2 separate regions of the Homo sapiens genome follow, and region 2 is linked to region 1. A link is an interaction called in ENCODE POLR2A ChIA-PET data of the cell type or tissue named here. Cell type or tissue: GM12878. All regions are shown on one strand. Each heading gives the region's core, and the rest is flanking DNA. Links, peaks and the distances in the headings are about the cores only.

Evidence for each region. ChIA-PET counts read pairs that join two places held together with the same protein. Peaks named below come from ENCODE experiments on the same cell type or tissue, not always from the same donor. Only the 100,000 strongest peaks of a DNase experiment are listed, where the experiment ranks them.
Region 2: POLR2A ChIA-PET joins it to region 1 with 5 read pairs; 7 of 35 experiments call an interaction of 5 or more read pairs at or near these places.

What each region holds. Positions count from the first base shown.
Region 1 is chr17:17,187,819-17,200,526 of GRCh38, reverse strand. MPRIP (myosin phosphatase Rho interacting protein) reads right to left here. Exons shown (of 24, transcript NM_001364716.4): 24 at 7,884-12,708. Among named protein-coding and RNA genes, the nearest start is that of PLD6, 12 kb to the left of the region's middle. RefSeq lists a silencer at 7,803-7,892 and enhancers at 8,063-8,728, 8,729-9,396. In GM12878, for the core only: no CTCF peak of the experiment used is centred there; a DNase peak (open chromatin) is centred at 7,826.
Region 2 is chr17:17,306,164-17,316,884 of GRCh38, reverse strand. It overlaps NT5M (5',3'-nucleotidase, mitochondrial), which reads right to left. Exons shown (of 5, transcript NM_020201.4): 2 at 10,242-10,342. Among named protein-coding and RNA genes, the nearest start is that of NT5M, 8.2 kb to the right of the region's middle. In GM12878, for the core only: no CTCF peak of the experiment used is centred there; no DNase peak of the experiment used is centred there.

The DNA of each region.
Region 1 (12,708 bases), core at 6,516-9,015:
TGCACTGTGGGCTGTAACAAAATGCAGCAAGACAACCCTAAAAAAAAAATACCTAAAGCCCCCGCCTAACAACCAATAAGCAATGTCTGGGAAGATTGTAACCCCATAGTACTCAGCCTGTAAGGAAGGAGCCTGCACACTGGGGGATAAATTGCTTGTTGAAACTGTGCTGGGTGTGCCTGCTCATCAGACACCCGATCTTGGAAGACGTTATTAAAAGTATAGAAGATCCTTGGCCCACACGTAAAGACTGCTGTGCCAGTAACAGGCAGGCATGCCCAGGAGACCCTAGAACTGCACGCCGGCCTCTGCTCCAACACCTGAGGCGAGTGATGCTAGAAGGCAGGGGCTCGCTGAAGATGAGGGCTGGGGAGGGGGTTGTGTAGTGTGTGTGTCACCTGAAGCCTCTTTTTGCCTACAAGATTGTCTTGGCTCCTCTCAGAGAGAAACTTTAAAAGAAGTAATAAATTTGCCAAGTAGGCTCAGCAGTCACAAAAGAGGCTCTAGGAAGATTCCCCTCTAATTGCCCTCGTCTCCTGGGATGAGCTTTCATCAGCTTAGTGGTTTGGATTCAATGTTGTTAACTATGCGGGCAGTGATACAGCTTGAAAACGGTGAAACCCCATCTCTACTAAAAATACAAAAATTAGCCGGGCGTGGTGTCGGGCGCCTATAGTCCCAGCTGCTCGGGAGGCTGAGGCAGAATGGTGTGAACCCGGGAGGCCCAGCTTGCAGTGAGCCGAGATCGCCTGGGAGACACAGAGCGAGACTCCGTCTCAAAAAAAGAAAAAAGATCGGTCTGGGCAACATGGCAAAACTCCGTCTCTACTAAAAATACAAAAATTAGCTGGGTGTGGTGGTGTGTACCTGTAATCCCAGCTACTCGGGAGGCTGAAAAAGGAGAATTGCTTGAACCCGGGAGGTGGGGGCTGCAGTGAGCCAAGCTCACACCACTGCACTCCAGCCTGGGTGACAGAGCTTGACTCTGTCTCAAAACAAACAAAAAATTCTGATAGTACCATATGCCCTTAACAGTCTGCCCACACTGTTGAATATTCCTAGGTTGTTGGAATGAACCAATGCAATGATGCCATATTTTAAAGCACTATGTTGGTTCTATAGGGTTTTTGTTTTCTTTTGAGACGGAGTTTTCGCTCTTGTCACCCAGGCTGGAGTGTAATGGTGCAATCTTGGCTCACTGCAACCTCCGCCTCCCGGGTTCAAGCGATTCTCCTGCCTCAGCCTCCTGAGTAGCTGGGATTACAGGCGTGTGCCACCACCAAGTCCAGCTAATTTTTTTTTTTTTTTTCTTGGTAGAGACGGGGTTTTGCCACGTTGGCCAGGCTTGTCTTGAACTCCCGACCTCAGGTGATCCACCTGCCTCGGCCTCCCAAAGTGCTGGGATTACAGGCATGAGCCACCACGCTCAGCCAGTTCTATAGGTTTTTAAAGCAACCCACAATTTTTTTTTTTTTTTTTGAGACAGAGTCTCTCTCTGTCGCCCAGGCTGGAGTGCAATGGCGCGATCTCAGCTCACGGCAACCTCCGCCTCTCGGGTTCAAGTGATTATCCTGCCTCAGCCTCCTGAGTAGCTGGGATTACAGGCGCCCACAACTACGCCCGGCTAATTTTTGTATTTTTAGTAGAGACGGGTTTTCACTATGTTGGCCAGGCTGGTCTCGAACTCCTAATGTCATAATCTGCCCACCTCGGCCTCCCAAAGTGCTGGGATTACCAGTGTGAGCCACTGTGCCGGGCCCAATTTTTTTTTTTTAGTCTGATCCAACAGAGTATATTCATGTCAATTTCAGTTTACAATCCTTGCAGTCCCATCAGTTTGTGAGATTATGCCCAGGTCATCCACACTGGAGGTCTGAAAATGTTCTTAGTTGTACTCTAGTTTCACTAGCTGCATAGTTTTCTGGGATAGTCTCAGTCACTTGAATCCTTTAAAGATGAAGCCCAAAGAACCATGGAGATGACTTTAGAGGCATTAACAATGAGCAGCAGAGGCAGCCCTGGGTGGATCCCATCTGGTGTCACTGGGAGTGACATGCCTGAGAGACATCCTACTTTGGGTCCAAGTGGAGGTGCTGACTCAGGGCAGCTGCTACAGTGTGGCTACTAGAGGATCCTTCTCCAGTCTCAGAAATTGAAGCTGAGAATGGACCATTTTCAGAAATTTCATCATGAAGATCCTTACACTCAAAATCTTAAGGTGGCTGGGCACGGTGGCTCATGCCTGTAATCCCAGCACTTTGGGAGGCCAAGGCGGGCAGATCACGAGGTCAGGAGATCGAGACCATCCTGGCTAACATGGTGAAACCCCGTCTCTACTAAAAATACAAAAAATTAGCCGGGCATGGTGGCGGGTGCCTGTAGTCCCAGCTACTCGGGAGGCTGAGGCAGAAGAATGGCATGAACCCGGGAGGCGGAGCTTGCAGTGAGCCGAGATGGTGCCACTACACTCCAGCCTGGGCGACAGAGCGAGACTTCGTCTCAAAAAAAAAAAAAAAAAAAAAAAAAAATCTTAAGGTGATGATGGGTTTCCACATGACTCTTTTCAAGACCACAGCCGACGCCTTTAAAATCATGACTGGCTTATGTGTCGACATGTATTCTCACACTCAAATTTCAGAATAAGGCATGAGGTGGATGTATGTGATGGCACCAACTCTGCTTTCTCTTTTCTAGTGACCACTCAGGCCCTGCCTGCACCTATTCTTACTCATTTTAGGGCTCCATCCATTACTCTGAGCCTTCAACCTGCAGCTCTGCTTTTCGCTGTCTGCAGATGCTGAAGAAAGGCGTCACTAAAGGCCTCGGGCTGCTGGCTGCGATCAGCACCGATGGGAGCTGCCAGGATCCAACCCAGTTTTTAAAAACACACTTGATCAAGATTCACATACCATAAAATCTGCACATTAAAAGCATGAGATTCAGTAGTGGGTTTTAGTATATTAACAAAGTTGTGTAACCATCACCCCAAAAAGAAACACTGTTCCAGTAGTAGTCACTCCCCACTCCGTACTACCCTCCAGCTCCTGGCAATCACTAGTCTACTTTGTCTCACAGATTTGCCTACTCTGGGCATTTCATAGAAATGGAATCCTCTCTGCAGCCTTTTGTCTCTGCCATCTTCACCTCGCGTCATGCTTCAAGGGAATCTGTGCTGCAGCATGTTTCAGCACCTCATTTCTTAGTTTGGCTGAATAACATTCCATTGTATGGATAACAAATTTTGTTTGCCCATTCATTCGTTGGTGGGAATTTGGGTTATTTCTATCTTTTGGCTGTTATGAATAATGCTGCTATAAACATTTGTGTACAAGTGTTTGCACAGACATGTTTTCATTTCTTTAGTATACACCTAGGAGTGAAATTATTGGGTCATATAACACTATTTAACCATTTGAGAAACTGCTAGACTTTTTCCAAAATGGAAGTATCATTTTATATTCCCACCAGCAGTGAATGAGGGTTCCTTTTCCTCCACATCCTTGCCAACATATGGCATGATCTAACTTTCTGATCATAGCCCTTCTAGTGGGTATGGTGTCTCATTGTGGTTTTGACTTGCATTTCTAATGACTTAAGATGATGAATGTCTTTTCATGAGCTTATTGGCCATTTGTATGTCATCTTTGAAGAAATGTCTATTCAAATCCTTTGCCCATTTTTTTGGGTTGTCTTTTTATTGTTGAGTTTTAAGAGTTCTTTGTATATGTTCTGGATATAAGAATCCCTTAACAGATACATAATTTGCAAGCTGGGGACAGTGGCCAACGCCTGTAATCCCAACACTTTAGGAGGTCGAGGCAGGAGGAATGCTTGACCTCAGGAGTTCGAGACTAGCTTGGACAACATAGCAAGATCTTGTCTCTACCAAAAATAAAAAATAAAAAAAATAAAAATAAGATTAGCTGGGCATAGTGGCACACTCCTGTAGTCTGAGCTACTCAGGAGGCTGAGGTGGGAGGATCGCTTGAGCCTGGGAAATTGAGGCTGCACTCCCGCCTGGGCAACAGAGCGAGACTCTATCTCAAAGAAAAGAAAAAGTCATTTGCAAATGTTTCCCTTCTTTGGGTAATAGGTGTTGATGGAATTGTTTGCAGCATGTAAGCTTTTGATTTTGGTATAATCTATTAATATTTTTACAGTTGTTGCTTGTGCTTTGGTGTCATAGCTAAGAAACCATTGCCCAACCCAAGGTCACAAAGATTTGCTCCTATGTTTTTTTCTGTCATATATATAATTTTTTTCTTTTTGAGACAGTCTCACTCTATTGCCCAGGCTGGAGTGCAGTGGTGCAATCTCAACTCACTGCAACCTCCGCCTTCCAGGTTCAAGCGATTCTCCTGCCTCAGCCTCCCAAGTTGCTGGGACTAGAGGCGCCCACCATCACGCCCAGCTAATGTTTGTATTTTTAGTACGGATGGGGTTTTGCTAGGCTTGGTTTCGAACTCCTGACCTCAAGTAATCTGCCTGCCTCGGCTTCCCAAAATGTTGGGATTACAGGCGTGAGCCACTGCACCCGGCCATTCTTGTATATTATATTCCTATCACTCATACTTAGGTCTGTGATCCGTTTTGAGTTAATTTTTGTGTATGGTGCAAGGTAGGAGGCCCAACTTCATTTTCTTTTGCATGTGGATGTCTAGTTGTCCCAGTACCATTTGTTGAAAAGGTTATTGTTTCCTCACTGAATGGTCTGGGCATTATTGTTGAAAATCAATTGACTGTAAATGTAAGAACGCTTTTTCTGAACTCGCAATTCTGTTTCACTGATTTATCAATATCTCTCTTTATGCCAAGACCACACTGTTTGTTTGTTTTTTTGAGACAGAGTCTAGCTCTATAGCCCAGGCTGGAGTGCACTGATGCAATCTTGGTTCACTGGAACCTCTGCCTACTGGGATCAAGCGATTCTTGTGCCTCAGCCTCCCAAGTAGCTGGGACTACAGGCATATGCCACCACGCCTGGCTAGTTTTTGTATTTTTAGTAGAGACAGGGTTTCCCCATATTGGCCAGGCTGGTCTCGAACTCCTGACCTTGTGATCTGCCTGCCTCAGCCTCCCAAAGTGCTAAGATTACAGGTGTGAGCCACTGCGCCCGGCCTTTTTTTTTTTTTCTTTTTTTTGAGACAGATTCTCGCTCTGTCGCCAGGCTGTTATGAAACAGTGTTGGATTTTCAAATGCCAACTGATTTTAAAAATTGCATTTACATAGCTTTACAAAAATAGCGTATGTTAAAACCATAGGAGGCCAGGAGCGGTGGTGCATGCATGTAATCTCAGCACTTTGGGAGGGTGAGGCAGGTGGATCACTTGAGATCAGGAGTTTGAGACCAGCTTGACCAACATGGTGAAACCCCATCTCTACTAAAAATACAAAAAAATTAGCCAGGTATGGCAGTGTGCTCCTGCAGCCCCAGCTACTCAGGAGGCTGAGATGGGAGAATCACTTGAACCCGGGGGGTGGGTGGTGGTGGAGGCTGCAGTGAGCTGAGATCCCGCCACTGCACTCCTGCCTGGGTGACACAGTGAGACTCCATCTCAAAAAAAAAAAAAAAAAAAAAAAAATTAGACAACTGGAATAGCAGACTGAAAATGTGTATCTTTTTATGCCTGTACTTAACTTTTTTTGGCTATGTTTTATACATTTCTTGACTTTTTGTTTTGTTTTTTTGAGACAGAGTCTCACTCTGTAGTCCAGGCTAGAATGCAGTGGCGCGATCTCAGTCACTGCAACCTCTGCCCCCCATGCTCGAGTGATTCTCTCACCTCAGCCTCCCCAGTAGCTGGGATTACAAGTGTGTACCGCCATGCCCAGCTAATTTTTGTATTTTTAGTAGAGATGGGGTTTCACCATGTTGGTCAGGCTGGTCTTGAACTCCTGACCTCAAGTGATCCACCTGCCTCGGCCTCCCAAAGTGGTGGGATTACAGGCGTAAGCCACCATACCTGGCCTCTTAAATTGATTTATTGGTAGAATCAACTTTTTTTCAATGTTATCTGGATAAAAGTTTAGATTCCCACAAATTTCACCCATTTCATTCTAAAGGTTGTGAATATATTGTTTAAAAAACCCAGTTTTTCTTTTTTGAGACAGGGTCTTGCTCTGTTGCCCAGGTTGGCAGTGCAGTGGCACGATCTAGGCTCACAGTAACCCCCACCTCCTGGGTTCAAGCAATTCTTGTGCCTCAGCCTCCTGAGTAGCTGGGATTACAGGTAGGCGCACACCACCATGCCTGGCTAATTTTTGTATTTTTAGTAGAGACAGGGTTTCCCCATGTTGGCCAGGCTGGTCTTGAACTCCTGTCTTGAAGTGATCCACCTGCCTCAGCCTCCCAAAGTGCTGGGATTACAGGCATGAGCCACTGCGCCCAACCTAAAAATCCCAGTTGTTTGTTATTTAAAATTTATTTAGTGGGTCACAATCAGAATTTTTAAAAGTGAACGAAATCATCAAAGTATATATAGTAAGGGTGCATTATTTTGTTAAATTTCAGGTTGTTGGCGTGTGTGTATATTGGGTCATGATGTAAAATGCAGTTTCTTTTTTAAGCAAAAGGTAAAATTTTATTGTAAATAAATCTATTAATAAGAGGGACAGGGATGGGGAATTACAAGACCTTGATTAATAAAAGCATCACCACCATTAGCACTTCTCGTTGTCCCTTTAGCCCCTGAAGGCTTCTTTAACTGGGGCAGTGTACCTTAATTAGATTCTGCATGTAAAGTATTTCTTACAATGGCTTGTGTGTGAACAGGTAAAATCCAAATTTTTATGTGAACTACCGTAATTCTAAAATGCTGAAAACTGGCCAGGCACAGTGGTTCACACCTGTAATCCCAGCACTTTGGGAGGCCAAGGCAGGTGATCACCTGAGGTCAGGAGTTCGAGACCAGCCTGGGCAACATGGTGAAACCCCATCTCTACTAAACACACACACACACACACACACACACAAGCCAGGTGTGGTGGTGCATGCCTGTAATCCCAGCTACTTGGGAGGCTGAGGCGCGAGAATCGCTTGAACTTGGGAGACGGAGGTTGTAGTGAGCTGAGATCGCGCTACTGCACTCCAGCCCGGGCAACAGAGCAAGACTCTGTCTCAAAAAAGAAAAAAAAAAAAAATCCACTGTAATTCAAAAGGAGGTAATCAGGCCCTGGCACTGTGTTCATGCCTGTAATCTCAGCAATTTGGGAGGCAAAGGTGGGAGGACTGCTTGAGTCCAGGAGTTCGACACCAGCCTTGGCCACACAGGGAAACCCCGTCTCTACAAAAAATGCAAAATTAATTGGGTGTGGTGGTGCATGCCTGTAGTCCCAGCTAGTTGGGAGGCTGAGGTGGGAGAATCTCTTGAGCCTAGGAGGCAGAGGCTGCAGTGAACCAAGATCATGCCATTGCACTCTAACCTGGGTGACAGAGTGAGACCCTGCTCCAAAAAAAATAAATAAAATAAAATAAAGGCCGGGCACGGTGGCTCACACCTGTAATCCCAGCACTTTAAGAAGCCAAGGCGGGCGGATCATGAGATGGAGAGCATCCTGGCTAACACGGTGAAACCCCGTCTCTATTAAAAATACAAAAAATTAGTTGGGCGTGGTGGCGTGCCCCTGTAGTCCCAGCTACTTGGGAGGCTGAGGCAGGAGAATCACTTGAACCCCGGGGGCAGAGGTTGCAGTGAGCCGAGATCCTGCCACTGCACTCCAGCCTGGGCAACAGAGTGAGACTGTCTCAAAAAAAAGGAGGTAATGAAACTGAAATCAACCCACTCTAGAGCTGGAGGCTACTGTTCAGTTTGCCTTTTGACCTGCGTGCTTATTTTGCAGATGTCTCTCAACTAAACAAAATCTCATTACACAGCATGCAAAGGGTGATGCAAAAATAGTTTATTATGATATAGTTTATGTAAAGTTAGGTAATATTTACAAAATAAAAATGATCAGCTACATCCAGGGAATCTAGCATGTCACACAAAGGAATAAATATTCTGACAAAGTAACACTTCAATTGTAGTGAATCGTTGATCACAAACTAACTTTGTAAAAAAAAAAAAAGCCTCAAGACGCCCCTCCCCCCCCCCCCCCCAAAAAAAAAGCAGCAGCTCAGCTGGTCAGGCTTTCTTGAGACACTGGCCTGACAGTGGATGGCCCACCCTACCCCGGGGCTCTACTTCTTAGACCCGAGCGCTGTGCTGGAACCTAGGGAGGCGGTACTCATTCAGCCCTTTCTTCTGCACACAGCTTTTAGTCTGTTTGTTAAGCGTTACCACTTAGCATTAGAACAGAAATGAAACACCAGTTGGAATTATACAAGCTGCTTCTTTTCATCATGTGACAGAACGTTTGTGAGAACTGCTGGAATCACAAGCTGCGGCAGAGGTGACTGAAGCATTTCCACTCCGTTCACATATAGCGCCCCAGCTTGGCACAGTAGGTTTTGCCTTTGATAACGAATTTTGACACTGACCCTGACAGAAGGGCACAGCTGTGAGAAAAATCATTAAGAATTGTAATTGTTGAGGAGCCACTTGGATGCTTTCTACCTTTTATAAATTGTACCCTAGGAAAACCACATGAAGTAATTCTTATACTTAACTGGTTTTGAATCCTAACAGTATGTCAGTAGATACGTTGTTAATACTAAAGGTAAATCCTAAAATCCTTTAAAATCCATTTTAATTGAAGCTTGTGATATAAATGTAACACAGTAGTGAACTGAGTGTTCTTCACAATCTATTCCTAGCTGTCTATAAAACTAAGGATGTGACACCACTAACTTCTCAAGGGCAGTGGGGGGCAGGGAGTGATGGGCGTGACCGTGAGGCTGCCAGCGCTGTGTGTGTGGCTGCGCCTCCGAAACACCCTTTCCTCAGGTGGCCGAGCTGCGCCTGGGGAAGGCCCCCACTGAGGCTGTGCCCGAGGAACATGCCGTGTCCACCCCTTGGGACTTGGACGTCCTCTCAGGCCATCCTACATTACTGGAGTCTCCAATTCTTAAGTATTCTGTGACTCAGTGTTTCCTTACCAATCTGACAAAAATAGGTGCTGTAAAAAACAGCTGCATCTAAGTTCTGCAGCCTCCACGGAATTCCAGGATATGACCAAAGGGCTGGGGAATCCAAACAGCTCCAGTGCTCCACAGAGCCCTGCCCAGTGAGTGGTCTTGAAGGTTCTCAGAAACTGCACATTTAGACCCTGATCCCAGAACTGTGCCTTCAACCAAGTCTCCCTAGGATAGCGTTAAATTACTGTGCAGAAGTCTGGTCAAGATGGCACCATCATTTTCTTAATTTTCCTGATTTTCCTTAAGGACTCTGGCTCTACCAAGAAGAGGCAATAGAGAATTCTTTCAATGAAACAATGTATGGATACAGGGCTATCGTTATTTTGGATATTGTACACTTTAAAACCATCTGTTAGATGACCAAACGTTTTACAAAGATGCAGCAGTCATTAAAAACATTTCCTTATAATGCTGGGCGGGCTTCAACGGTGCAGTCAACCCTGTTCTCCCCATCTTAAAAAGGGGTGTCTAAGATTTTTTTAAAAACCCATACAAACTCTGTCACAAAAATCCCTGCAGTAACTTCTCAGTAATATTTACATTGCTTGCTCTAAATAATATACAGGTTATTTTGAAGAAAATAAACACAGCTGCTTTTAAATACAGAGAAATTGCAAGCTACACCAAGCATGCAGTAGCTTAAGTATTCACAAAGTACTGCATCCGAACACCTAAGGACTCGGACCCAAGACGTGTTCAGACAGAAACTTGCCCCATCTCTAGGGATGATCTAGTGTTGAGCTACTGACTCCCCTACCCTGCCAAGAGCCTTTTCTTTTGTTGAAGGATTTCAGAGAAGGGAGATGTCTTCCCTTTACAGAGAAGCAAGAATACTTGAAGCTCACAGTTCTGAAAAGGGCAAAAGAATGAACAGGGTCTTGTCCCTGGCAGACAAAATTTGAGATAACTGATAATGTTCCTTTCCATGCTGGGTTTATGCCAGGCTTTCCTTTTAAAGAGCCTACAGCACGGTATTACTAGCCTTCAGCTCAGGCTGGTTCTTAACTGCCCATCAGCTGTGGACACATGCCCTTGCTGAAAGCTGTTTGGCCCAAATGTGTAAACACAAGAACTGTACAAAGGTAAAACGAAGAGCCCCCTCTAAGGGGTGGCTGCAGAACAACCTGCCGTAGCTGCTGTGCAAGGAAGAACGGCCATCTCAGAACGTTCTGTTGCTTGGCATTGAGAACAGTGGTGGCCTTCACCTTTCGATGTGAAGATGACCGTTCACTGGATGAAAAATCTACTGAGTTTACATCTTTAAAGTGGGTGGTGGCATGGAGAAGCCAGGGGAAGGAAGAAGTGTGCTTGTATATGGCACCTCCAAGCCTGAAGTCCGTGGAAAACCCACGTTCAGCTGCTATTACCTACTGGAGACGCTCGCGCTGAGCGGGCTAGGAACCTCTCTAGAGAAGAATGCTGGAGGGCAGGAAAGCCCAGGAAGGTGAAAGGTGCGAAAACAGTGGGTAGATACCTTAATTCTAAGGAACTTTTTAATAAGCAAGTTCCCAGCAGCTTTCTTCCCAAGTCCTTTTAGAAAGTGGGCTCTTTTGCCAGCACTGAGAACCTTCGCTCACTTCAGCTGAAAGGAGAAAACACAGGGCTGATCCCAGCTTGCAGGGAAGGGGAAACGAAACGTTGTCTCTGGCCTGTGTCACCTCTTAGTGCTCCAACAGGGACCTTAGGGCAAGTTACAACTTGTTTAGAAAGCAAATTCCTTGTACAACAGACCTATGGCTCCCCTAGCCAGGACTTTTATCTCATGCCCTAAAACGAATGAAGTTCCCAGGAAAGTGAAGCTTCTCATCAACATGACAAATTTTCTTTAAAATTTCAACATCAAATTCCTTTGAAGTATAATATCATACATTTCCATTCTTTATAGAACTTTGACAATACTTAATTTCTTTCTCCCTTAGTGACAAAGGGGTCACAGTTTTTTTTTTTTACCGTATCTTATAGGCCAGGCGTGGTGGCTCACGCCTGTAATCCCAGCACTTTGGGAGGCCGAGACAGGCGGATCACGAGGTCAGGAAATCGAGACCATCCTGACCAACATGGTGAAACCCCGTCTCTACTAAAAATACAAAAAAATTAGCCAGGCGTGGCGGCAGACACCTGTAGTCCCAGCTACTCGGGAGGCTGAGGCAGGAGAATGGCATGAACCTGGGAGGCAGAGGTTGCAGTGAGCCGAGATCATGCCACTACACTCCAGCCTGGACAACAGAGCGAGACTCTGTCTTGAAAACAAAAAACAAAAAACAACCCCCCTCCACCCAAAAAAACCCCCACTATATCTTATAAAGGAAAGTCTTATAAATTCCAAGCTTCTTTAGGACCATGTTAGGCAAACTCTTCTTTTCAGGAAAAGTTAATGTTGATGTGTCACATTCTTTTCTAAGTGCGAACTGTCTTAGAACTTACCCAAGTCAGTGAATGAGTAGCTGGGAGAAAGGGGTATGTGGCCAGCCATTAAAGTCACCCAACATACAAAGGAGCAGGGGCCAGCAGAGCTTCCCCTACACCCCAAATTAGGCTGCAGGTCATATGCAAAACCTAGGAGGCCAAACAGGATTACTTGTTTGTGTAGGGACCTGGCTGCCAACAGGGACCCCACACAGGGTGGCCTTGGCCTCCAGGGCCCTGCAACACCTAGCGGGCTCTGCTGTGTCCCAGCTCCGTGGCACCCGGCAGCCTCCCAGGAGACAGCCAGGCAGGAGTGATGATCAGGATTGTGTTCAGTTTTCAGCATGTTTCCATGTACCCAAAAGTTAAGAGTCCCATCTACCTCTATAGTAAAACAAAATGATAGTAAATACATTCCATAAAAATGTTTTTCAAGCCATCAGTTTTGTTTCCGGCCTTATCTGTCAGTATTCCTTTCAGGCACATTCTGAGATTCACAACTGTGTTCTTTAAACAGCCAAAATTCCCTCTTCTCCAGCATGAGCTGGAGGGTCAAGGGGTGATGGGAGCTGGTGGCTGCTGCAGAAACAGGTTCTTGCTGGGCCTTCCAACTCACTAAGCAGGCTGTGGGGCCTTGCTCTCCATGCTCTTCTGCCTTCATACTTGCTGAATCCGAAGGCAAGATCCTCTCCGATGTTACCTCTTGTTCAATAAACCTGCAAATTCGCGATACTGCCACCTCTAGTCGCCCTGGGATGTCCACTGCATCACCCACTTAGCACAGGCCCATTATGACTCCCTGAAGCACAGGCTTCCAGCTCAGAGGGCAGCGCACTGTCTCCACCCCTGCCCAATGATCCACTCAGACCCGGGAGGCTGTGGACAGCGCGTCCTCTGAAATGCTGGTCTCCACACCTGCCTGGGGCTGGGGCACCATGGGTGGATAAAGAAACTGACCAGCAGAAAGTGACTATTCTGCACGTGCAGGCGTGCACACAAGGTAATTACCCACAAGCCTGCAGAAACTCACACGAGCACAACTGCCTCGCTTTCCCATTCATATGTGTGGCACAGCTTACTGGCTGGTGCTAGCATACTACACATAAATACATTTATAGGAAAATAATTAAAATGCTGAAGTCTATCTATTTGAACTTCTTCCTCATCGGTAAAGCTGGGAAAGCTCACTACTGTGTAGCTGGTGCCAAGGAGCAGCCTGAGACCC
Region 2 (10,721 bases), core at 6,565-9,064, 120 kb before region 1:
AAATTAGCCAGGCGTGGTAGCATGTGCCTATAGTCCCAGCTACTCTGGAGGCTGAGGCAGGAGAATCGCTTAACCCGGGAGGCAGAGGTTGCAGTGAGCTGAGATTGCGCCACTGCATTCCAGCCTGGGCAACAGAGCGAGACTCCATCTCAAAAAAAAACAAAAACAAAACAAAACAAAACAAAACAAAAAACAAAACCCTAAGTTATGGCTGGGCACGGTGGCTCACTTCTGTAATCCCAGCACTTCGGGAGGCCGAGGAGAGCTGATCACCCAAGGTTAGGAGTTCCAGACCAGCCTGGCCAACATGGTGAAACCCCATCTCTAATAAAAATACAAAAATTAGCCAGGTGTGGTGGCGGGCGCCTGTAATCCCAGCTACTCAGGAGGCTGAGGCAGGAGAATCACTTGAACCCGGGAGGCAAAGGTTGCAGCGAGCCAAGATCATGCCATTGCACTCCAGCCTGGATGACAAGAGTGAAACTCTGTCTCGAATAAATAAATAAATAAATAAAAACCTAAGTTACAGCTGGGCACGGTGGCTCACGCATGTAATTCCAGCACTTTGGGAGGCCAAGGTGTCAGGAAGTCAAGCGGTTAAGAGGTTAAGACCAGCCTGGCCAACATGGTGAAAACCTGTCTTCACTAAAAACACAGAAATTAGCCAGGCATGTTGGCGAACACCTGTAGTCCCAGCTACTTGGGAGGCTGAAACAGGATAATTGCTTTTACCCGGGAGATACAGGTTGTAGTAGGGAGCCAAGATGGCACCACTACACTACAGCCTGGGGGACAGAGTGAGATTCTGTCTCATTTAAAAAAAAAAAAAAGGCCGGGCATGGTGGCTCATGCCTGTAATCCCAGCACTTTGGGAGGCCAAGGCGGGCTGATCACAAGGTCAGGAGATCGAGACCATTCTGGCTAACACAGTGAAACGCCATCTCTACTAAAAAATACAAAAAAAAATTAGCCGGGCGTGGTGGCAGATGCCTGTAGTCCCAGCTACTTGGGAGGCTGAGGCAGAACAGCATGAACCCGGGAGGCGGAGCTTGCAGTGAGCTGGGATCACACCGCTGCACTCTAGCCTGGGTGATGGAGCGAGGCTGTCTCAAAAAAAAAAAAAAAAAAAAAACAAAAAAACCCTAAGTTAGATCACATCAATCTCTCTTCAACTTCACCCTCCACCCACCCCTGCCACCCCCAACATGCTTCCTAAGTTCCAGTGCCAGCTGTCCAGTTCCTTTATGTTACTCAGACAAACAAAGGCCTGGCCCGGCTCAGGCATTGGCACCTGCTCCTCTCCTGGCCTGCAAGGCCTGTCCCGACTCTTCACTGGCCCATTCATTCTTACTCTTCAGGTCTGATGTCAATTCTCAGCTCCCTAGAGCCAGCTTCCCATTCTACCCAAAGCAGCCCCTTCCCTGTTTCCTCTGCAGCACAGCCCCTTGTTTAGTTCCTTCACTAAGCTTATCACAGTTGGAAATCATTTTAGTTTATATGTTGTCATCTTCCCTGCTGTGAGACCTGCCCTGAAACTGGAGACCTTAGGTGTGTTATTTACATATATATCCCCAGTGCTAGCACAGTACTGGGTGCATATTAAGTCGTAAAATGTATCTGTTTAATGAACCCATGAATAAACTGCCTCTTACTCTAGGCTTCACGACAGTGAGCACCATGTTAAAATCAGGTTTAAGTTCTTATCCTTCTAAATGAGTGGTTTCCTCCAAAATTGTTAAAAAAAAATTTTTTTTTAAATCAACAATTACTGTGGGATTATGCACATGAAGTTATTCATTTGGCAAATATTTTGAGTGTGTGATGTGCCAGGCATCATTCTGGGAACTAAGAATAGAGCCAGAACCAAGACAATCCCTGACCTCAGGGAGCTGACACTCAAAAGAGGAAGGGACAGACACAGACATGCAATTTCAGCTTAGAGTACACACTCAGGGTCATGGGACAGAACGACCAGGAGGGGAGGGCAGAGACCTCAGCTGCAGTGGTCAGGGAAGGCCTCTGTGAGGAGGCAACATGCACGGTTCTCAGTTTGAAAGAGAAAAACAATCTAGCTGTGTAAAGAACTAGGGCAGAAACATTCCAGGAAGATGCAACAAGAACAAAGGTCCTAAGACCAGAAACACGTGTGGCACATCCAAGGGGCAGGAAAGAAGCCAGCGTGACAGGAGCAGAGGAAGACAGAGGTTGGAAAGGAAGGCAGGGTCAGATGGCAGACAGCCTTCCCAGCCTGGCCAAGGGACAGCGGGATTTTACCACAAGATGAAGCCAGCAGAGGGCTTTCAGTGGGGCTAACATCATCTGAATTTGGTTTAAAAAATATCACTCTGACTGCTGGGTGGAGCATATCAATTTGTAAATCTATATTTAAATATGTAGGGGGGTGCACTTCAAAAGGTCTGGAAGCATACACACCAAATTCTTAACTAGAGCAAGAAGAGTGGGCCAAGGTGGGTATATGCAGGGAGAGAGGTCAACTGACACATTTTCACACACGCTCATGCTATTGGAGTCTTTTATAAGAATATATTCGGCCGGGCACGATGGCTCACGCCTGTAATCCTAGCACTTTGGGAAGCCGAGGTGGGTGGACCACCTGAGGTCAGGAGTTAAACACCAGCCTGACCAACGTGGTGAAACCCCGTCTTTACTAAAAATACAAAAAATTAGCCGGGCGTGGTGGCGGGCGCCCGTAATCCCAGGTACTCCAGAGGCTGAGGCAGGAGAATCACTTGAACCCGGGAGGCGGAGGTTGTAGTGAGCCGAGATCGCACCACTGCACTCCAGCCTGGACGACAGAGCAAGACTCCATCTCAAAAAAAAAAAGAATATATTCATATATTCCCGAACAATAAAAAGAATGGTCACCCCTGAAGATATTCCAAACCAAGCTCCTCAGAACCTGAGGCTCTGCCCAGGGAAGCCCTATCTCACGCGCAGAGCTGCTGGAACAGGGCAGGACGTGCCACAAAGGCCATCTCAGGAGAGTCCCCTGGGCGTCTGCTCAACTGTTCCCCTCCTACCTGGAGTCCCCTTGCCCTTCACTACCTGGCAGGTTCCTTTTCATTCCTCAAGATGGCAGCACAATGGCGTGGCCTCCCGGGGAGCAGCAGTTCCTGCCTGCCTGCCTGAGCCCCAACGCCACGATTACTTTGAGATCTATGTTCCAATGTCTGTTTACCAGGGAACTCTTTGAAGGTAAGAACTCTCTTACCTATTTGTGTCCCCGCAGCCCCTGGGATGAGGCTGAGCATGCAGCAGATGCTGGATAAATAGTCATGAGGGTGACTGATCAGCCTTGGTCTCTGCTGCTGGGCCCACATCTCTTGTACTCAGTGCCCACTTCAGCACCAGATACACAGTTATCCACTCAGTTACTGACGAGTCCCTTCGCTTTGTCTAGATACTGGGCACAAACTGACCATAGGAATCTTCTACCAATTTAAGAGCCAAATGGAGATAAAGGACCACTGGGTATGGTCTAGATTTGCATTCCCAAACGGGAATTTCTGCAAAGGTATTAATCGAGAAGCTATGAAAAAATGTTCCAGGCTAGAATACCTTTTTTGGTTTTTGGTGTTTTTTTTGAGACAGATTTTCACTCTTTTTACCCAGGCTGGAGTGCAATGGCGCAATCTCAGCTCACCACAACCTCTGCCTCCAGGGGTTCAAGCGATTCTCCTGCCTCAGCCTCCTGAGTAGCTGGGATTACAGGCATGCCCCACCACGCCCACCACACCCAGCTAATTTTTTATTTTTAGTAGAGACAGGGTTTCTCCATGTTGGTCAGGCCGGTCTCGAACTCCTGACCTCAGGTGATCCGCCCGCCTCAGCCTCCCAAAGTGCTGGGATTACAGGTGTGAGCCAGCACCCGGCCTAGAATATCTTTTTTTAAGAGACGGGGTCTTGCTCTGTTGCTCAGGCAGGAGTACATGGCGTGATCATAGCTCACTGCAGCCTTGAACTCCTGGGCTCAAGTGATCCTCCTGCCTCAGCTTCCCAAGTAGCTAGGACTATAGGGACAGGTCAGCATGCCTGGCTTCTTTTTATTACTATTATTATTTTTTTTTAGTAGAGACAGGAGCTTGCTGTGTTGCCCAGGCTGGTCTCAAACTCCTGAGCTCAGGTGATTCTCCTGCCTCAGTCTCCCAAAGTGATGGGATTACAGGCATGAGCTACCAAACCCCACCCAGGCTAGAATACATTTTTTTTTTTTTTTTTTGAGATGGAGTTTCACTCTTGTTGCCCAGGCTGGAGTACAATGGCGCAATCTTGGCTCACCGCAGCCTCCACCTCCCAGGTGCAAGCAATTCTCCTGCCTCAGCCTCCCGAGTAGCTGGGATTACAGGCATGCACCACCATGCCTGGCTAATTTGTTTGTATTTTTAGTAGAGACGGGGTTTCTCCATGTTGTTCAGGCTGGCCTCGAACTCCTGACCTCAGGTGATCTGCCCACCTTGGCCTCCCAAAGTGCTGGGATTACAGGTGTGAGCCACCGTGCCTGGCCGCTAGAATACTTTTGAAGAAAGCTGCATCCCTTACTACCCCAATGCAGTGTCACAAAGCACACAAGCACTTAAAAGCTCTGAAAAGTACTATGGTGAAGAAGCCAATCTAATCCATTGTTTCCCATACCGTGGTGGCTTAAGGATGCCTTTCTTGCGATATGCCTATTAAATCTTACAGAGCGGCAACAGCAGCAGCTAGCATTTGCTGAGCACCTGCTATGTGCCAGGCACATATACTGAGGACTTTCTCCTTATCTCCATTTTACTGAAACCCAGAAAGTTTAATAACTTGCCTGACATCTGGGAATGAGATTCTGGGGAAGTGAGGATGTGAGCCTGGGCAGCCAATGTCCAGAACCCCACTCCAAACCACTGTGCCCTGCAGCTCCCCAGGACACAGTCATGTGGCTGCAGGTCAGCACATGCTGATCCAGGCCACGAGCAGGGTTTTGAAAGCTTAAGTGTGAATGCTGTACACATATTCTTTGCCTCTCAGACTCCTGCTACAGGAACACGATACATCAAGTTCATACCATAAACCAGAATAAAATTCACTACTCTGCAGGACTTGGACTCACATCCAAAGATAAATTACTACCAAATAAGGTCTACGATTCAACTCAAACTCTGTATTTTGTGTTTCTCTGACACCTATTTATCATATTAGAACTTTAAAAGTTGACAATTTTTAGAGGCATTTATATGACACAATGAAGGCCAAATCATACCTTACATTTGTCATTCAGGTTGCTAAATTCAAGCAAAAATGTGGCCAATAAAAGTTATCTAAGTCTAGAAATAAATCCTTATATTGATGCTCAATTAATTCTCAGCAAGAGTGTGAATACAATACAGTGGGAAAAAAGTAGTCTTTTCAATAAATGAAACTGGGACAACAAGATATCTACATGCAAAAGAATGAAGTTTGACCCCCTACCTCACACCATATACAAAAATTAACTCAAAATGGATCATAGGCCTAAATGGAAGAGCTAAAACTAAAACTCTTTTTTTTTTTTTGAGACAGAGTCTCACTCTGTCGGCCCAGGCTGGAGTCCAGTGGCGCAATCTTGGCTCACTGCAAGCTCCGCCTCCCAGGTTCACGCGATTCTCCTGCCTCAGCCTCCTGAGTAGCTGGGACTACAGGCGCCCACCACCACACCCAGCTAATTATTTTTGTATTTTCAGTAGAGACAGGGTTTCACCGTGTTAGCCAGGATGGTCTCGATCTCCTGACCTCATGATCCACCCGCCTCGGCCTCCCAAAGTGCTGGGATTACAAGCGTGAGCCACCGCGCCCGGCCCAAAACTAAAACTCTTAAAGAAAACACAGGGGCAAATCTTTGTATTTTTTGTATTTTTAGTAGAGATGGGGTTTCACCATGTTGGCCAGGCTGATCTTGAACTCCTGACCTCAGGTGATCCACCTGCCTTGGCCTCCCAAAGTGCTGGGATAAGAGGCGTGAGCCACTGTGCTCAGCCGAATCTTTTTCTTTTTAGACAGGGTCTCGCTCTTGTCACCTAGGCTGGAGTGCAGTGGTGTGAACTTGGCTCACTGCAAACCCTCCCCCTCCCCCCACTCTCTCCACCCCCCTGAGGTTCAAGTGATCCTCCCACTTCAGCCTCCCAAGTAGCTGGGATCACAGGCACGCACCACTATGCCTGGCTATTTTTGTTGTATTTTTAGTGGAGGCAGGGTCTCCCCATGTTGGCCAGACTGGGCTCAAATTCCTGAGCTCAAGTGATCTGCCTGCCTCGGCCTGCCAAGTGCTGAGATTACAGGCCTAAGCCACCACACCTGGCCTCAAGCATCTTTTTATGTGCTTATTGGACATTCTAAATTTTCTTTAAAGAAATGTTCATTCAATCCTTTGTTGAGGTTTTCAATTGGTTTGTCTTTTTTTACTGTTAGCTTTTGGACAAGGTCAGGCACAGGATAACTTACTTTTGGGTATAACACTACATTTTTGTATTTTTTGTAGAGACAGGGTCTCACTATGTTGCCCCAGCTGGTCTTGAACTGCTGGCCTCAAGTGATCCTCCTGCCTTGGCTTTCTGCTGAGATTACAGGCATGAGCCACTGTGCCTGGCTTTTTTTCATTGTTAACTTGGAAGAGTTCTTTATATATTCTAGATACAAGTCTCTTATCAGATACATGATTTATAAATATATTCCCTCATTCTGTAGACTTTCATTTCAATTTCTTAATTTTGTCCTTAGAAACACAAAAGTTAGGCCGGGCGAGGTGGCTCACGCCTGTAATCCCAGCACTTTGGGAGGCTGAGGAGGGTGGATCACGAGGTCAGGAGATCAAGACCATCCTGGCTAACATGGTGAAGCCCCGTCTCTACTAAAAATACAAAAAATTAGCCAGGTGTGGTGGTGGGTGCCTGTAGTCCCAGCTACTCGGGAGGCTGAGGCAGGAGAATGGCATGAACCCAGGAGGCAGAGGTTGCAGTGAGCCAAGATTGTGCCACTGCACTCCAGCCTGGGCAAAAGAGTGAGACTCCGTCTCAAAAAAAAAAACAAAAACCACAAAAGTTTTTACTTTTGGCGTAGTCCAATTTTTGTGTATTTCTCTTTTGTCACTTGCATTTTTGTGTCATATGAAGAAGCCATTGCTGACCCAAGGTCAGCAACTCTGTCTCAAAAACTCTGTCTCAAAAAAAAAAAAAAAAAAAAGATGCTTGAGCATCATTAGCCATCAGAGAAATGCAACCCAAAATTCACAAAATCACTTCACACCCACAAGGATGGCTAAAGTAAAACAGAAATTAACAAGTGTTGACAAAGATGTGGAGAAACTGAAACCTTCATATGATGCTAGTGGGAAATGTGCAATAGTACAATTGCTTTGGAAAATAGTTTGACAGTTCCTCAAAATGTCAAACACAGAATTATCCTATGGCCTAACAATTCCATTCCTAGGTATATTCTCAAAAGAATTGAAAACATCTGTAATCCCACCACTTTTGGAGGCTGAGGCACGAGAACTGCTTGAGCCTAGGAGTTTGAGACCAGCCTAGACAACATAGGTAGATCCTACCTCTACAAAAAATGAAAAATTAGCTGGGTGTAGTAGTGTGCATCTGTGGTCACAGCGACTCTAGAGGCTGACGCAGGAGGATCATTTGAGTCCAGGCGGTAAAGGCTGCAGTAAGCCATCATCATGCCACTGCACTCCAGCCTTTTTGAGATAGGGCAAGACCCTGTCTCAAAAAAAAAAAAAAGAAAGAAAGAAAAAGAATTGAAAACAAGATTCAAACAAATATTTACACGAATGTTCATAGCAGCACTATTCCCAATAGCCCAAAAGTGAAAACTGCCCAAACATCTATCAACTGATAAATGGATCAATACATGTAGTCCATACATTAGATCCATACATATCCAATGGCTGGAATATCATTCAGCCATAAAAATAGTAAGTATTGATAGATGCTGCAACATGAATGAACCTTGAAAACATGTGCTAAATGAAAGAAGCCAGACCCAAAAGACCACATATTATATGATGCCATTTATATGAAATCCCCAGAATAGGCAAATTCCTAAAGACAGAAAGTAGATTAGTGGTTGCCAGGGGCTGGCAGGGAGCACAGGAATGGGGGTGACTGCTGATGGGTACAGGGTTTCTTTTGGGGATGATGAAAAAGCTCTGAAGCGGATATGATGATGGTTGCACAACTTTGTGGATGGTTTTGTAAAACCACTGGATTATATACTTCAAATGGGTGGACTGCACGGTATGTCTCTTTTTTTTTTTGAGACAGAGTTTCACTCTGTTGCCCAGGCTGGAGTGCAATGGTGCAATCTTGGCTCACTGCAACCTCCGCCTCCCAGGTTCAAGAGATTCTCCTGCCTCAGCCTCCCGAGTAGCTGGGATTACAGGCACCCGCCCCCACGCCCAGCTAATTTTTGTATTTTTAGTAGAGATGGGGTTTCACCATGTTGGCCAGGCTGGTCTCGAACTCCTGACCTCTTGATCCGCCCGCCTCGACCTCCCAAAGTGCTGGGATTGTAGGCATGAGCCACGGCGCCCAGCTGGTATGTCATTATTATATGTCAATAAGGCTGTTTTTAAAAATCTCTCAGGGAAGCACATCCTCTGTAATTGTCAACAGGTCACTGAGTGGGGGCTTCAGTCCATAAAACTACTCATTTCACCAGAACAAAACAGAAATATCTCAAGCAATACTACTTCTCTTTCCTTAAACACTTTTTCTAAATGAAGTTTCCCGCTGAACCTCTTTTCCTTCAGCTCTTTGGACAATCTGCAAGTGTCTTCACTTTGTGATTCTTTTTTTGAGACAGAGTTTCAATCTTGTTGCCCAGGCTAGAGTGCAATGGAGCAATCTCAGCTCACTGCAACCTCCACTTCCTGGGCTCAAGCTATTCTCCTGCTTCAGCCTCCTAAGTAGCTGGGATTACAGGCGCCCACCACCACGCCCAGCTAATTGTTTGTATTTTTAGTAGAGACAGGGTTTCTTTTTTTTTTTGGAGGCAGAATCTCGCTCTGTCGCCTAGGCTAGAGTGTAGTGGCGCGATCTTGGCTCACCGTGCAACCTCCGCCTCCTGGGTTCAAACAATTATCCTGCCTCAGCCTCCCAAGTAACTGGGACTACATGTGCATGCCGCCACGCCCAGCTAAGTTTTTATATTTTAGTAGAGACGGGGTTTCACCATGCTACGCAGGCTGGTCTCAAACTCCTGAGTTCAGGCAATCCACCTGCCTCAGCCTCCCAAAGTGCTAGGATTACAGGCGTGAACCACCGTACCTGGCTGAGGCAGGGTTTCATCATGTTGGCCAGGCTGGTCTCGAACTCCTGACCTCAGGCAATCCACCTGCCTCAGCCTCCCAAAGTGCTAGGATTACAGGCGTGAGCCACCGCGCCCGGCTGAGATAAGGTTTCATCATCTTGGCCAGGCTGGTCTCGAACTCCTGACCTCAGGTGATCCACCTGCCTCGGCCTCTCAAAGTGCTGGGATTACAGGCGTGAGCCACCGTGCCCGGCCATTTTGTGATTCTTTAATGTCTGCTCTGTCTGGACTAGAAGCTCCATGAGGGCAAGGACTATACTTTGCTCATTGCTGAAACACTGCGGCCTGCAGTATCTAGCACAGTCAGTTCTGAGATATTTGCTGAATAAATGAGCTTTGAGATGGAGTTTCGCTCTTCTTGCCCAGGCTGGAGTGCAATGGCGCGATCTCGGCTCACCACAACCTCCACCTCCCGGGTTCAAGCGTTTCTCCTGCCTCAGCCTCCTGAGTAGCTGGGATTACAGGCATGTGCCACCATGCCCGGCTAACTTTTTTATTTTTAGTAGAGATGGGGTTTCTCCATGTTGGTCAGGCTGGTCTCAAACTCCCGACCTCACGTGATCCGCCCGCCTCAGCCTCCCAAAGTGCTGGGATTACAGGCATGAGCCACCACGTCCGGGCATTGAATAAATGAGCTTTGAACACCCAGGGAACCAGATCAAATTAAACTGGGTATTTCCTCAAGTTCCTGGATCAAAACATCACAGCCTACAAACCGAGATCATTGTATTTGGTGGTTTTCCCCAGGCTCAGCAATGACGAGGCAAGTGCAGCCTTGCGCAGGGCCAAGGAGAGAGAAAGGAGAAGGCAGAGGAGGGAAGAAGCAGGAAGGAGGTACAGGGCTCAGTGGCTGCTCAGACAAACTTACTGAGTGGCTGGGAGGACAAACTTACTTTTGTAGGCTGGCCATCTCCTTGACAGCTTCCACGGCCCCTGGCAGAGGCTCAAGTTCAAAAAAGAAATTCTTTGACTCCCAAATGCTGATGGCCTTCTCCTGAGAAGTTGAGAAAAGCAAGTTACTTCCAGGGTCCTCAGCACCTTACTGCCCTCATCTTGGGGAGTATGGCCAGGCTATAGGGGGAGTGGTTCTTCATTCCTCTCACTCCCCCAAACACACACCCAAGGACGTACTTCCTGGGGGTAGTGCGGAGAGTATGTGGACTTCGAACCCCTTTCCAGAAAGGACCTGACTTCGTCGGGATCCAGCAGAGACCAGCAAAGGTGTCAGGCCCATGGACTCCTACACCTGCTGGAGCTCTCTGGGACCTGAGGCCAATCATCAGGAACTGCGTGCTTGTTAGGCTGGATTCGAGTGGCCAAAAGCATTGTGGAAACTGAGGCTGGACCAGCTCTTACCATGGTAGTAGAGTCCT